Linked DNA regions of Homo sapiens: region 2 is linked to region 1. Evidence: chromatin contacts called from ENCODE Hi-C or POLR2A ChIA-PET data. All regions are on one chromosome and are shown on one strand. The core of a region is the stretch at or near the end of the contact, and the rest is flanking DNA. Distances in the headings are between cores, read along the strand shown.

Region 1 (6,077 bases), core at 245-2,744:
GCAAAACTCCACCACACTAAACCATCTGATGCGGCATATTTTTGGTCCCCCAAATCACTTTCAATTCCTGAGACCTAATTTCAGGTTACTTTTTTAATGCTTATTTGCTATCAAATCTAAGAAGCTGTTAAATGCTATAATAATCTCTCTTATCTGGTCAGTCCTACTCTGTTGGGTCTGTACATAGGCCTCTCCAGGTCCTTATAAATGTGCTTATTCCCTATGAAATCCATGTATGTTCCTATCCTGCTCTTCTCCCAAGTAATTTTGTGTATATACATATATATATATATACATATTTTACATCGTTTTGTTTTGTTTCAATCATTTCAACATATAAAGTTCTATATCTGAAGTACTGCAAGAATAAGTCCTTCTTTTTAAAGTTTGGAAACACAGCCCATAAGGGAGGGGAATTAAAGTAGGAACTCATTAGAAATTCTGCATGCAGTAAAGCACCATTCAAAGTATTTTTGCATTTCCATTACATGAGAGAAAAAATGTACTTTCCATTCACAAGGAAACAATCTAATTCACGAAAAGAATACAAAACTGAATACTTCTTTCTGGACAATTTCCCTCTGTTCCTCCAACTGAAAGTAAAAATAATGCCAACTAGTCTCAAAGAATAAACAAAATATTAGAAACTTGCCATATGTTTCTGTATTTAAAGAGAAACTATTTAATTCTTACATAATGAAGCATAAACAGCTGTTCAGGGGATATCTGGCCAAATAAGCAAAACTCTCCATATAACCAGGGGGAGTATCTCTTCTTTTGGCTGCGTCCTCCTAGGTCTAGTCACACATATTCCAACATAAAACGCCTGCACAGATAGCTAGTGTTTTCTGACTAATGACAATAACCCACCACTACCAAGAGCTTGTAGGTAAAGGCTCCCTTTCTACCTTTAGAACGCTGCCAGCCCATACTAGCGCTAAATAAAATCAGCTAAATATGATCCCGCTTCTCGTGTCACCGTCCCCACTGCTAGTGCTATTAGTAAGATGACCGAATCCACTCTTCTGTCTGTGCACCCTTCAAGAAAATATTTGCTATTTTACACTCGCGAATTCCCCAACTACATCTATTTGAAAACAGTGGTTTATATATGGGGGCGGAGTTGATAGAAAGTCTGTTTGTGCTTTTATTTAGGTTTCGGGGCTCCAGGTTATAACTCAACGCCCTCCCGTCAGCCAAAACGTCTAGAAGCTGGGCCGTAATTGCCATTATTTCCCCAGTCCTGCAGTTCCACCTCACAGTTAGGTGGGCAGAAATGTATGAAACAGAATACCCTTTCCTCGTCTTCTGGGCCGTGTGGAGGGGCTGCTGAGCCACTGAGCTCTCTCCCCTAATCTGGTTGGATGTGGACCCAGTCGGAGCCCCTCTTCGGTGGCAAGAACCACCGTCAACCCGGGCGAAAGCCCAACGTCTTCCACGGCAGCCCCAGCGCAGCATGGGCGCCGCCATTGTAACTCCAGGGTCTTGGTCAGGTGACTCAGCCTCACTATGCCGCGAGGCTCCCTGGGAAGCGTAGTTCTGGAAATGCATTAAAAACGCCATAGGCTCGGACCGGAAGACTACTATTCCCGGCGAGCATTGTGATTCGAAGCCTGCCGGAACCCCGCGGAGAGGGGAGGGAAGGAGAAATAGAGGAGAGGGTGGGAGGGTTTCTGGGTGGGGAGGTGTGACTCCTCCTAGCGGGGAGTTGGAGAGGTTTGTGGCTGTGAGCGTGTGTATAAGTTAGAGTGTGAGCGCTTGATGCTTGGTGCTAAAGCGTGGCCGGGATTTTATAACCCAGTTAACCTTGCAAGGGGAAGTAAATGACCTTGACAGCTCAGCAGAGACTTCCTCAGCCCCCAAACCCAATCCGTTATATTCTCTGTCTACTCTCCTGCTTCACTCAGCAATTTGTGCGTTAATGCAACAAATACTTATTTGCATGCCTACCGTAATGCCAGGCTCAGTTCTCTTAGGCACTGTAGTTACTGCAGAGATCAAGACAGTTATGGCCCGCATGTTCATGGAGCTTACATTCTAAAGAAGGGAGACATACAGAAGTTAACAAAAATAAGATACTTCCATATAGGTAGTAAGTGCTATGTTTAAGCAGAGGTAATTGGAGACAAACAGCCCTAGATTGAATGTTCATGTACATTTTAACCTCCTTTTTATTATTGGCCAGTATCAGAAACACACTCCTTATATGCTAGGAGCAGATACCATCGTCCCAGCGGACTTCCTTCATTTTCCTGTGTCAAAACTAATACCCCTTGTTAAAACTGCCACCGATTTCTTGTGTTTGAACACAGTCTAGAATAGTCATTTAGCCACTCTCTATTTCATCACCCGACTTTGATTGTCCTCGTAGTGCTTTTGACTGCCTGATGTTTATCTTCTATTTCCACAAATTCCTCGTCTGTCTTATTCACTACAGTACAAAGTAGGTTCCTTAAAAATATTTGTTGAATAAAGTAGTGCAGTGTGGAGAATGCATTTGACAAAGGATGGAGTGGATGCCCTTTGGAGCAGTAATTGTTTAGGGGAGAGATGATGAGTTAGGGTGGTGGCAGAGCCAAAGAGAAATGGATCTGTTTGAGATAGATATAGGAAGTAAAATTGAAGGACTCTGATGGATTGGATATGATGGTGGAAGGCTAGGAGAAACAAATAACTCCTGGATTTCTGGTTTGCACAACTGGCTGATGAAGTTATCCACCGAGATAAGGAAACCAGAAAAGGAACAGGTTTGCAAAGAAAACATATGAGTTTGGTTGCCTTGGAGACATTCAAGAGGAGAAATCAAGTAGACATCAGTGATGCCTAATTCTGAGTATAGAGCAGGGCAAGGGGAAAAGCTGCATATTTTGTATACTTCACATTGATAGATTTTCAGTTATTGATCAATAATCCATTGATTAGTTGGCTGTAACCTTTGATCTTTTCCTTTAATACACTTCAATTGCATATCCATATGGAAGAAAGAAACTTTAGTTACTGTCCTTAAAATTGTCATCATTTATTTTTTCCATCTTTTCTACTTTTTCATCCACTATCACTGTTCTAAATTGCCACACCAGAAGTATCAGTCATTTGACCAAGGATGAAAATGACAAAAATGACAGGGACTGGAAGGGAGTGGTGGAGACTTGTTCCAAAATTTCTCTCTAATTATTGCCCTTTATTTAAGGTTCAGATGATTCTCTAGATCCTTTACTAGAGTCTTCCCTCTGAGTTTCCATGTTTTCCACCTTTACTCTAGGTAAGCTAGCTTTCTTTTACTTATTTAGCTCCTCAGGTTTTTCTGGCCCAGACTAGGGGTCAGGAGAGTTGCCTCTGAGCACAAAATGGCTTCACTTTTGTTAGGACAACAGAGGAGAATGGAATCTTGTATCTCTAGCTAAAAAGAGAGGGGGACACTTGTTACCTCATCGCTGGTAATCAGCATCCTTAAAAGGCGATTCACTCCATCAAATGGAAGATTGGGAATGTTTTGAAAACCACTGTAAGGGAGAGCAACACATTTAATGAAAATCCTAATCTTACGGGTAAAACGCGCTATAAGGGAAGCTCATCTTTGTTTCTGAAGCGGTATTATTCAGTAATAGGCTATCGCCTCAAAGGCCCCACCCCACCACTAGAGGAGATAAAAATCCTACGCATGTAAGTGTATTTGCTTCCTTTCACGAACGGAAACCGGCCAGTTTCCTGCATCTTGTCTCTATCTAATCATTGCCCTTTCAAAAATCCTATAGAACTAATCGTGGAAATAGAGACTTGTCAATAACCATCTCTTTGGCTGTCCTCTCCCTCAAGACTATTTGTCATTTCCCGAAATGCCTGTAGTTTTCCTTGTGAAAACAGGAGCACTGTTTTCTGAGTGCTCCCCCTGCCTTGCTCCTTAGCTGGTCATACTCCCACCAAACCGCCTTCTGTGGGACCATTTCTAGCCTTCCTGCTGCATGCCAAATCTGATATCTGTCAGAACTATTGCTGATAGACAGCTCTCCAGCTGCGAGAGCTATTTTGGTTGCACCGACAAGGTGGCTGTCATCTGGGAGACACAGAGATTTTCATTTTCAAGGAACTCAGAAGGTAGCTGGGCAGAGTTTCTAGCAAAAACAACATTTTTCTTAGGGAGAGCCTCTCGGCTCTTATTTTATCCATATAATTGATACACAGTACAAATAGATTTAGAACAGGTTTTTAAAAAGCTATGTAAAGCAGAGCAGAATTTCGAGTCGTTACTTATAAATGGCAGTAGTTAGATGTGTCAAAATAACATGCTTGGTTTTGTTTAGTGCTCTTCAGTGGGTCTTTGAATGTCAGAGTTGGAATGAACTGGCTCACCTCTGCATTTGACTCAAAACTATGAATAAAACCACATTGATTTCTGAACACAGATTACTTTTTCTCTCAAATCTAAGTTGTGCTTAATTGTAATCATTCCCTTTCACTAGTTCACGATGGGGGAAATAACATGAATACCCAATGTCCTAGGATAGATAGCTTCTTCAGCAATGTGGGTGCAATGTGAGGGGGTAATACAGGTGGTTCTAAGTTTCCACTTTTTAAATGAAATAAATAATTTCAATAGAAACATTAAAATTGCAAGTAAAGTGAAAAAGAGACAGTTTCCACTATCCTGGCAATGTATGTCGAAATCTATTTGTATACATCTTTCCAGTTAAAATTGCATTAACTAATGTAGTCTTTGATTAACTACTTTTGTCCTGTGGAAACAAAGTCAATGCTTTAAAAGCATTTAGCAGGCTAATCAACAAAATGCCCCTTGTAGTCTAACAGAGCTGGAAGCAGATGGTTATCTTAGTATTTCTTAGCACAGTTGTGAGCTTGATCCCTGTCTTTCTTGGCTGTGAGTTTCTATGTGTTCTATGGCTATGGAACTCAGCCTGCTGTCTTGAAACTTTATGCCACATGGTAGAGACGGAAGATGGCTAGGTCAGTAGATATTCTCTTAAAAAAAGAGAAAGAAACCACAGCAGTAACAACAAAACCCACATAAGATAATGTACATATAACAGAAATTAATAGCATCATTTATGTTGTAACTAGAAGAGCTCCTGTTTTTGAGAAAGCATTCTGAAAACATGAAGTTCCTTCTTAGAAAAACTACATTTTAAAATCCAGTTAGGTGTCATTAGGGGAAAAAAGAAAGACTGGGAATACATGCATGCTGAGCAATTGGGAAAACAGGATTCATTTCCTTTTATTTTACCATTAAAGTCTTGATTCTGATAAAATACTGATGCAGAGGGAATAATTGCTTTCTCTAGAAGATTGCTTTGCAGCAAAGAAATCTATGACTCCTTTTTCCTTTCCAGTGCAAGGAAATAGAACACCCTGTTCAATGTCCTTGAGAGATGAAGGGCCATATGGGGAAGATGAGGCCAGCACATTGTTGCTATTATGCCTGGACCATAAACTGGAAGCTCTCTATGGTCTCCCTTCTTCTATCTAATCTCAGGGGATGGTTTGGATGGTTTGCTCTTTCCCCGGGCTTTTTCTAGAAATTTCTAGAAATCTGGCTACTCCCTCAGAGCCAACAAGAATGATGTGTAAGAAAGAAGCTCCACTTCCATACATCCTTTGCTTCATGACGTACTTGAAAGAAGATACTCCTGATTTGTAAGTAATGGGTGGTAGAACACGTTAAACTCCATGTTTCTGTAAACTGTGTTTTTGCATGTGGTCATATCCCTCTATGCACCAAGAAATTCTCTCTTTTGTGTTTTGGAATTCGATATTTGGCCTTCAAAGTTAGAGAGCTTGTACACACACACACACATCACCAAACACACACTTCTAAGCAGTAGCTTAATTCAGGAGCTCCAATAATAGAAACGTTTAGGTTTCAAAACAGATGATGTTTTTGTATGTCAGATGGTTCTCCTGATTTTAAGCCTAAAGATGTTGAAAAGTGTGGCATTAAAGAACTCCACCACCAAGACACGTGGACTTTGATGAGACCTTTCAGCGAATGAACTCCTACTTGATAATTGAAGGGAAGATGTATCAGAGTCCATCAGCATGGTACAGAAGAGAATGGAAGAGCT
Region 2 (6,062 bases), core at 2,333-4,832, 1.7 Mb after region 1:
GAGTGCAGTGGTGCAATCTTGGCTCACTGAAGCCTTGAACTCCTAGGCTCAAGCAATCCTCCCACCTCAGCCTCCTGAGTAGCTGGGAATACAGACTACAGGTGTGTGCCACCATGCTCGGCTCTTTAAAAAAATTTTTGGGCCAGGTGCGGTGGCTCACGCCTGTAATCCCAGCACTTTGGGAGGCTGAAGTGGGTGGATCACGAGGTCAGGAGTTCAAGACAAGTCTGACCAACATGGTGAAACCCGGTCTCTACTAAAAATACACACACACACACAAAAAGCCAGGCATGATGGTGGGCGCCTGTAATCCCAGCTACTCAGGAGGCTGAGGCAGGAGAAATGCTTGAACCCAGGAAGCAGAGGTTGCAGTGAGCTGAGATCACGCCACTGCACTCGAGCCTGGGTAACAGAGTGAGGCTCCATCTCAAACAAACAAACAAATAAACAAAAATTTATAAAGACAAAGTCTCACTATGTTGCCCAGGCTGGTCTTGAACTCCTGGGCTCAAGCAATCCTCCTACCTTGGCCTCCCAAAATATTGGAATTACAGGCCTGAGCCACCTTGCCTGGCCTATAATTTTCATATTGAGTTAATTTGTGTTTACATTAATTTTTTTTCAGTTAACATTATTTCATATATACTTCTCCATAACTCTGCCACTAAAAGCAGCTCTGGCTGGACAGGGTGGCTTGCACTTGTAATTCCAGCACTTTGGGAGGCTGAGGTGGGTATATTGTTTGAGCCCAAGAGTTCAAGACCAGCCTGGGCAACATGGTGAAACCATGTCTCTACAAAAATACAAAAATCAGCCAGGTGTGGTGGCCTGCCTCTGTGGTCCCAGCTGCTTGGGAGGCTGAGGCAGGAGTATTGTTTGAGCCAAGGAGGCAGAAGTTGCCGTGAGCCAAGATTGGGCCACTGCCTTTCAGACTGGGTGAAAGAGTGAGATCAGAGTAGTAATGAAGAAAAAGGCTAGGTATGGGAAATAGTACAGAGTAGGGCACCATAGGACTAATTCATAGATTTAAAGGGTGTAAAGGAAAGATGAATTAAATATGACTCCTTGGCTTTTTAGAGAAAATTATTATTAGTGTTTAGATCTAGGTATTTCCCACACCTAGCCTTTTTCTTCATCACTACCCTTGTCTCAAAACAATTTATAAATAAAAATTTTTAAAGGAGTTCTATAACTTGGATTTTAAAATTCTCTATGGGCTTTGGTTTCTTCTGTAAAATGAGGCAGTTGGGCTATTAAATGATTTCTAAAAAATTTCCAGCTCTAATATTCTGTGACAATATCTAGGATTGACAAGGGGAATAATGGAAATATAGCACAAATGACACAGGAGTCTTCTTTGAAGAACAAGGTTACTCCAAAACATGGATGCTGCTTAATGGGCCATAACTTTCCTGTTGTCCATGAGTCAGCATGAAAAATAACTCCAGAGGAGGCTAAGTAGGTCAGATTTATCTAAGAAGACAGCTGTGTAATCCCGTATCCCTCTCCAACCCCATGGCACAGCAGATACATGCTTTTGGCTCTGTGAACAACAGTCAAATAGCATTACCCATTTTGTAAAGTCCACAAGACCACAACTTGAAAAATCAAGCTGGCCTTACAAAGTCTAGAAAAAGCTATAGCAGTATTTACATATGGTCCATAGCAATGTTAGTCTATCTTTTAAGTCATTTCCATTGATGCTGTGATACTCGTTAATGTGGGAAAGACTTTATTAGTAAAAGAGTAAAGTAATTTAAATGTTAGCAAAAAAGTTTTGTATCACAACTTTGAATCTGTTTAACAAAACCGGTTAGGCTGTTAATGTTTGCTTGCTTTCCTTTATACGTATTATACTCATATGAGGACTTAAAATTACATTCTGTAAATAAATAGGCCCATGAGAGAACTTTCATTTAGAAGCAAACTTTGAAGGTGCAGTTACTGCTTAAGTGGGCTGTGCAAATATTCCTGTCACTGGAGGTCCCTTTAACTGCGTGGGGGACCTTCAGAATCCAAGGGGCAAATAGAAACTTGGAGAAGTGAAGAGAAAAAAAGGGCACATTGAGATGGCACTGGAGATCCTTGCTAAATAAAGGAAGATGTTGGCAAGGAATACAGAAAAAAGTATGAAACAGAGACTACTGGAGGTATTCAAGTTGGAAAATGCAAAGTGTCCCTTTTTTTTTTTCACATCAACAACTTACGTTTATGCTAATCTACTTAAATGTTAAGTCTGGCCAAGCAATTAGACTATTTAACCTTGTTTGGAGTTAAATGCAGACAGTGTGTGAGACTGTGTTCACAGTACTGTATTACGTCTTTAGGAAAGAGGATCTAGATTTCATTTTGTCCTTCTCAGGATTGTGTCTGCTATGCAAGCACTGGTTTTCTATAGTCTGGCTTGTAAGGCACAAGGAGCAATTAAACAGAGGATTAAGGTAAACAGGTGTGTCCCATCACTTCCCCTCTTCATACTATATTGTTCATATTCTCTGAATTTCATACAAGCTACAGTGGAAGCAGTAAGTTAACTTTAAAAAATCATAAGATTGCCCATACTTCTAGGTTATGCAAATTGATTTCTGAATAAGCCCTTGTTTGCGACATCGCTGGTAAAGGCAGGATGTTAACTTAAAGAGATGCCAGATTTTGGACTTGTTAGTTATAGGCATCAAAACCTGGAACTAGGAAATGTATTTCCACGTATTACTTCCATTATCCTACTAATGTTAGAAACAGGCAACTAACCACATCCTCGACCCCAACCATATTTCAGGAGAGGCTGGCTGAATTTTGCAATATGATTCCAAAAGGGAGTATTTGCAGGGTCTTTGAAGCTATAAATCCCCTAGGAAGAGTCTTCCCCACCTGTCAGGACCTGGACAGTGTCCACAGAGGGTGCCGGGCGCACTACCGCCACGCGGCGCTGAGGTCTGCCTCTCGGGTTTTGGGAGAGCTCTTTTTATTCTAAATTACAGACTTTGCAGCCACCGGATATCCTCGCTGCATAACTGGCAGTGGCCATGTGGCTGCACTCGCGTTTCCTGACAACCACTGCATTATTTCCACTAATATCCTGTGTCCAAGGCCTCTCGCTTGGCGACTCCTCGTTCCCACCTCCACCGCCACCTCTTCCCTCGAGGGTAATCTCTCGACCGTGGCCCAAGCGCCTCGACAAAGCGGCAACCACCCAAAAGTTCATGAAAATGCACTTGGCAAAAGTGGGCCGCTAGTCCCCGCGGACAGCTCTAAGCGACCCCGTCCCAGCCGAGGAAAGCGCCCGGGCCCCGCAGAGTGCGCGCTGCGGGGCGGGCCCGCGGCCATGTGCTCCGCGCCGGGGCGGGGCACCCGCGGGTTCGCATTGTCCACTTTCCCCCGCACCCCGCCGCGTTCCGTCCCTCCCTATCTGCGGCGCACACGCGCTCAGAGCAAGCGGCGCGCCCGGGTCTGGAGCTGCAGCAGCTGCGGCAGCGGCGGGGGTGGTGCGGCGCGGGGCGGGGCGGGGCGGGGCGGGGCGGGGCGGGGCGGCACGGGGGCGGGCCCGGGGCGAGGCAGCTGGGGCGCCAGCGAGCTAGCGGCGAGCGCGGCGAGCAACGGAGAGGAGCGCGAGCAGCAGCATGGCGGGGCTCCGACGCCCGCAGCCCGGCTGCTACTGCCGCACCGCGGCGGCCGTGAACCTCCTGCTGGGCGTCTTCCAGGTCCTGCTGCCCTGCTGTCGCCCGGGAGGGGCTCAGGGACAAGGTCAGCCTTGCGCCGCTGGGCTCGCTCTGCCTCTCCACCCCGCCCCCGCTCTTTCTTTTAGGGAACTGCTGAAATCTATAAGAGGGCGAGGGGAGGAAAGGGAAAGGGGCAGGAGGAGGAAGGAAAGCTGTTGCGATTCTCCGCTGATAACATTTTCTGACCACAGCGTCCCGTCCCGCGCCTCTCTGCCCCGTACAGCTGGAGAGCGGGGCAGTCGCGGGGCTTGGGGACCGCTAGCCGCTCGCGCCCTGGAGCCTTTGTGCGCGGGCCCCTGCGCCCCGGGCGCAGCCCCCGCTTTGTGTGGCGCGCGCGGGTGCCCCGCAGCGGCCCGGCTTCCTGCAGCTTTGTTCCCCCGAGCCTGGCCGCCCAGGGTCCACACTCCAGATGCTCGGGCTGCGGAGCCCGGAGTGCCTCGTGGGGTGTCTTCACTCCCACTTCGTCCCCCCACCCCCAGCACGAGCACCCCGAGCCTGCCTGCACGCTGTCGCCTTCGCGTCCGAGGGGCCGCCGGCTCACACCCCACCCATTGTATTTTTATCCTTGGCTCGCCCCTGGGATGGCCTCTGTTCCCAGGAGGAAAAAGAGACGTGTTTTGGTGAGGCGGGGGGCACGGAGGGACGGTAGGGGAAACAGGAAGCGTTTCTTTAGCGTGCATTAAAAACGTGGTGTATTTTTTGGTGTTCCTGCAGCGATTGAGCCGTTGCCGAACGTGGTGGAGCTGTGGCAGGCAGAAGAAGGGGAACTCCTGCTGCCCACTCAGGTGAGGACGACCAGGTGACAGGGCGGCTGTGGGTGTACGAGGGAGGAGAGGCGGGGAGGCCCCCGGTCCTCCCCACCCCCTGTCCAAGCGGCACAGGCGTTCGGGCCACTTTGCAAGGCAAATAAACGTTAGGGGCCGAGCCTGAACACCTGGCAACGGTGGCCTTCCCGGCTCCTCCCACGCCATGTGACAGGGCCTGAGGCAGGCCGGCCCCAAGTTCAGAAGGTGGGAACCCAGGCCACCTCAGCAGGGAAGCGGCCAGCGGTCTGTTCGGCCGTGGGTGTCCTGGGTGCACACTGTTCCCTAAGTGAGCTGGTGCTGTGTGGATGGCAAGTGGCTAAGAGGTTGAGGACAACAGGAGTATTGATTTCATAAATGTTAGAGTGGTATTTGCCATTAGCGTTAAGTAGCTTTGGGATGGAGATGTGACTCTCAAGGATTGTCATCTTGGATTTTCTCCAAGTGCCCTTAATTCCTGTTAAAATACACCCACTTAAGAACTTGAATTTCTGGTTTTTTTCTCTGTATGATGATATGATGATTGCGTGTAGAAAAATAATTACTGACGTTTTATTGGGAATCTGTAGCATCATAGAGGGTTTATTGCTGCAACAGATACAGTACTGCAAAGCTTTTAACTTTTACAAGAAATTCCCATTGACTGTGAAGTGTGCACATTTAAATATAATGTTGTTGACTGCCTTTCACCAGTAACGGTAGTGATCCAAAATGCATTTTTTGGGTGGGAGTGGCTTGAATTATAAGGAAATATTTAGCTTGTGTGCAGTACTTTTTAAGATGTTCATTACTTCCCACGGTGGTGGCAGCACTTAATTCTGTGTTGTGTCTTGCGGCTGTTTAGAAAAACAGGATGTCTAGCTATAACTTTACCGGAGAGGCTGTCCAGTTTTACATTTCAGTTTTCTCCCTCCTATGTGAAACATTCAGAGTGCTGGTTTTGAGATATTTAGAATATTCATTTTGATCAGGGCTAATGAATAACAGCTTCAAGGCAGAGAGGTGATTTTAGAGGAGAATTTTCCTGGACCCTCCTTGAAGGCCAGCAGCCTGAATGAGACAGGTCTTTTGAGAAAGGGCCCCATCAGGATGAGGAGCAGATAGTTTTTCCTTCTCCTAAAAATTTATTCCCAAATGGATTTTTTCCCCGATTTTAAATAATATACATGTGTTTTTGAAGGTTTGGAAGATACAGAAATATAAAAAGAACAAAATAGAAATCCGTCGTATTCCTACTGCAAGAACGACATTTAACGCGATGTATTTATTTTAAAAAAATTATGTTTTTGTATATCAGAGTTGTTCAACAGTGGCACTGGTGACATTTTGGGCTACAGAGTTCTTTGTTGTGGGGGCTGTCCTGTGCACTGTGAGATGTTGAGCAGTTAGCATCCCTTGCCTCTACCCACTAGATGCCAGTGGCACTCACTGCTGCTTCCCCCTCTCCCCCACCCCCTCCTGATTTTGACAACTAAAAATGTTTCCAGACATTGCTAGATGTCCCTGGGGAGCAAAACTGCCCTGGTTGAGAAGCACTGGT

What was found. Hi-C counts contacts between places; a loop is a spot of excess contacts on that map. ChIA-PET counts read pairs that join two places held with the same protein, here RNA polymerase II (POLR2A). Pooled maps may share reads with other maps.
Region 2: a map with no recorded cell type shows a loop between it and region 1 (7-fold over the local background). The contact joins the promoter of TMEM131L here to the promoter of GATB in region 1. A Hi-C loop is called at or near these places in 1 of 37 single-sample maps with no recorded cell type and 1 of 50 pooled maps. POLR2A ChIA-PET finds 5 or more read pairs at or near these places in 1 of 52 experiments (H1).

The regions. Positions count from the first base shown.
Region 1 is chr4:151,759,513-151,765,589 of GRCh38, forward strand. It overlaps GATB (glutamyl-tRNA amidotransferase subunit B), which reads right to left and starts at 1,495. Exons shown (of 13, transcript NM_004564.3): 1 at 1,295-1,495. The coding sequence starts at 1,470. RefSeq lists an enhancer at 1,211-1,490.
Region 2 is chr4:153,462,778-153,468,839 of GRCh38, forward strand. It overlaps TMEM131L (transmembrane 131 like), which reads left to right and starts at 3,583. Exons shown (of 35, transcript NM_001131007.2): 1 at 3,583-3,744; 2 at 4,434-4,504. The coding sequence starts at 3,621. RefSeq lists enhancers at 3,044-3,223, 4,594-5,259, 4,754-4,843, 5,214-5,273 and silencers at 3,264-3,413, 3,454-3,553, 3,924-4,283.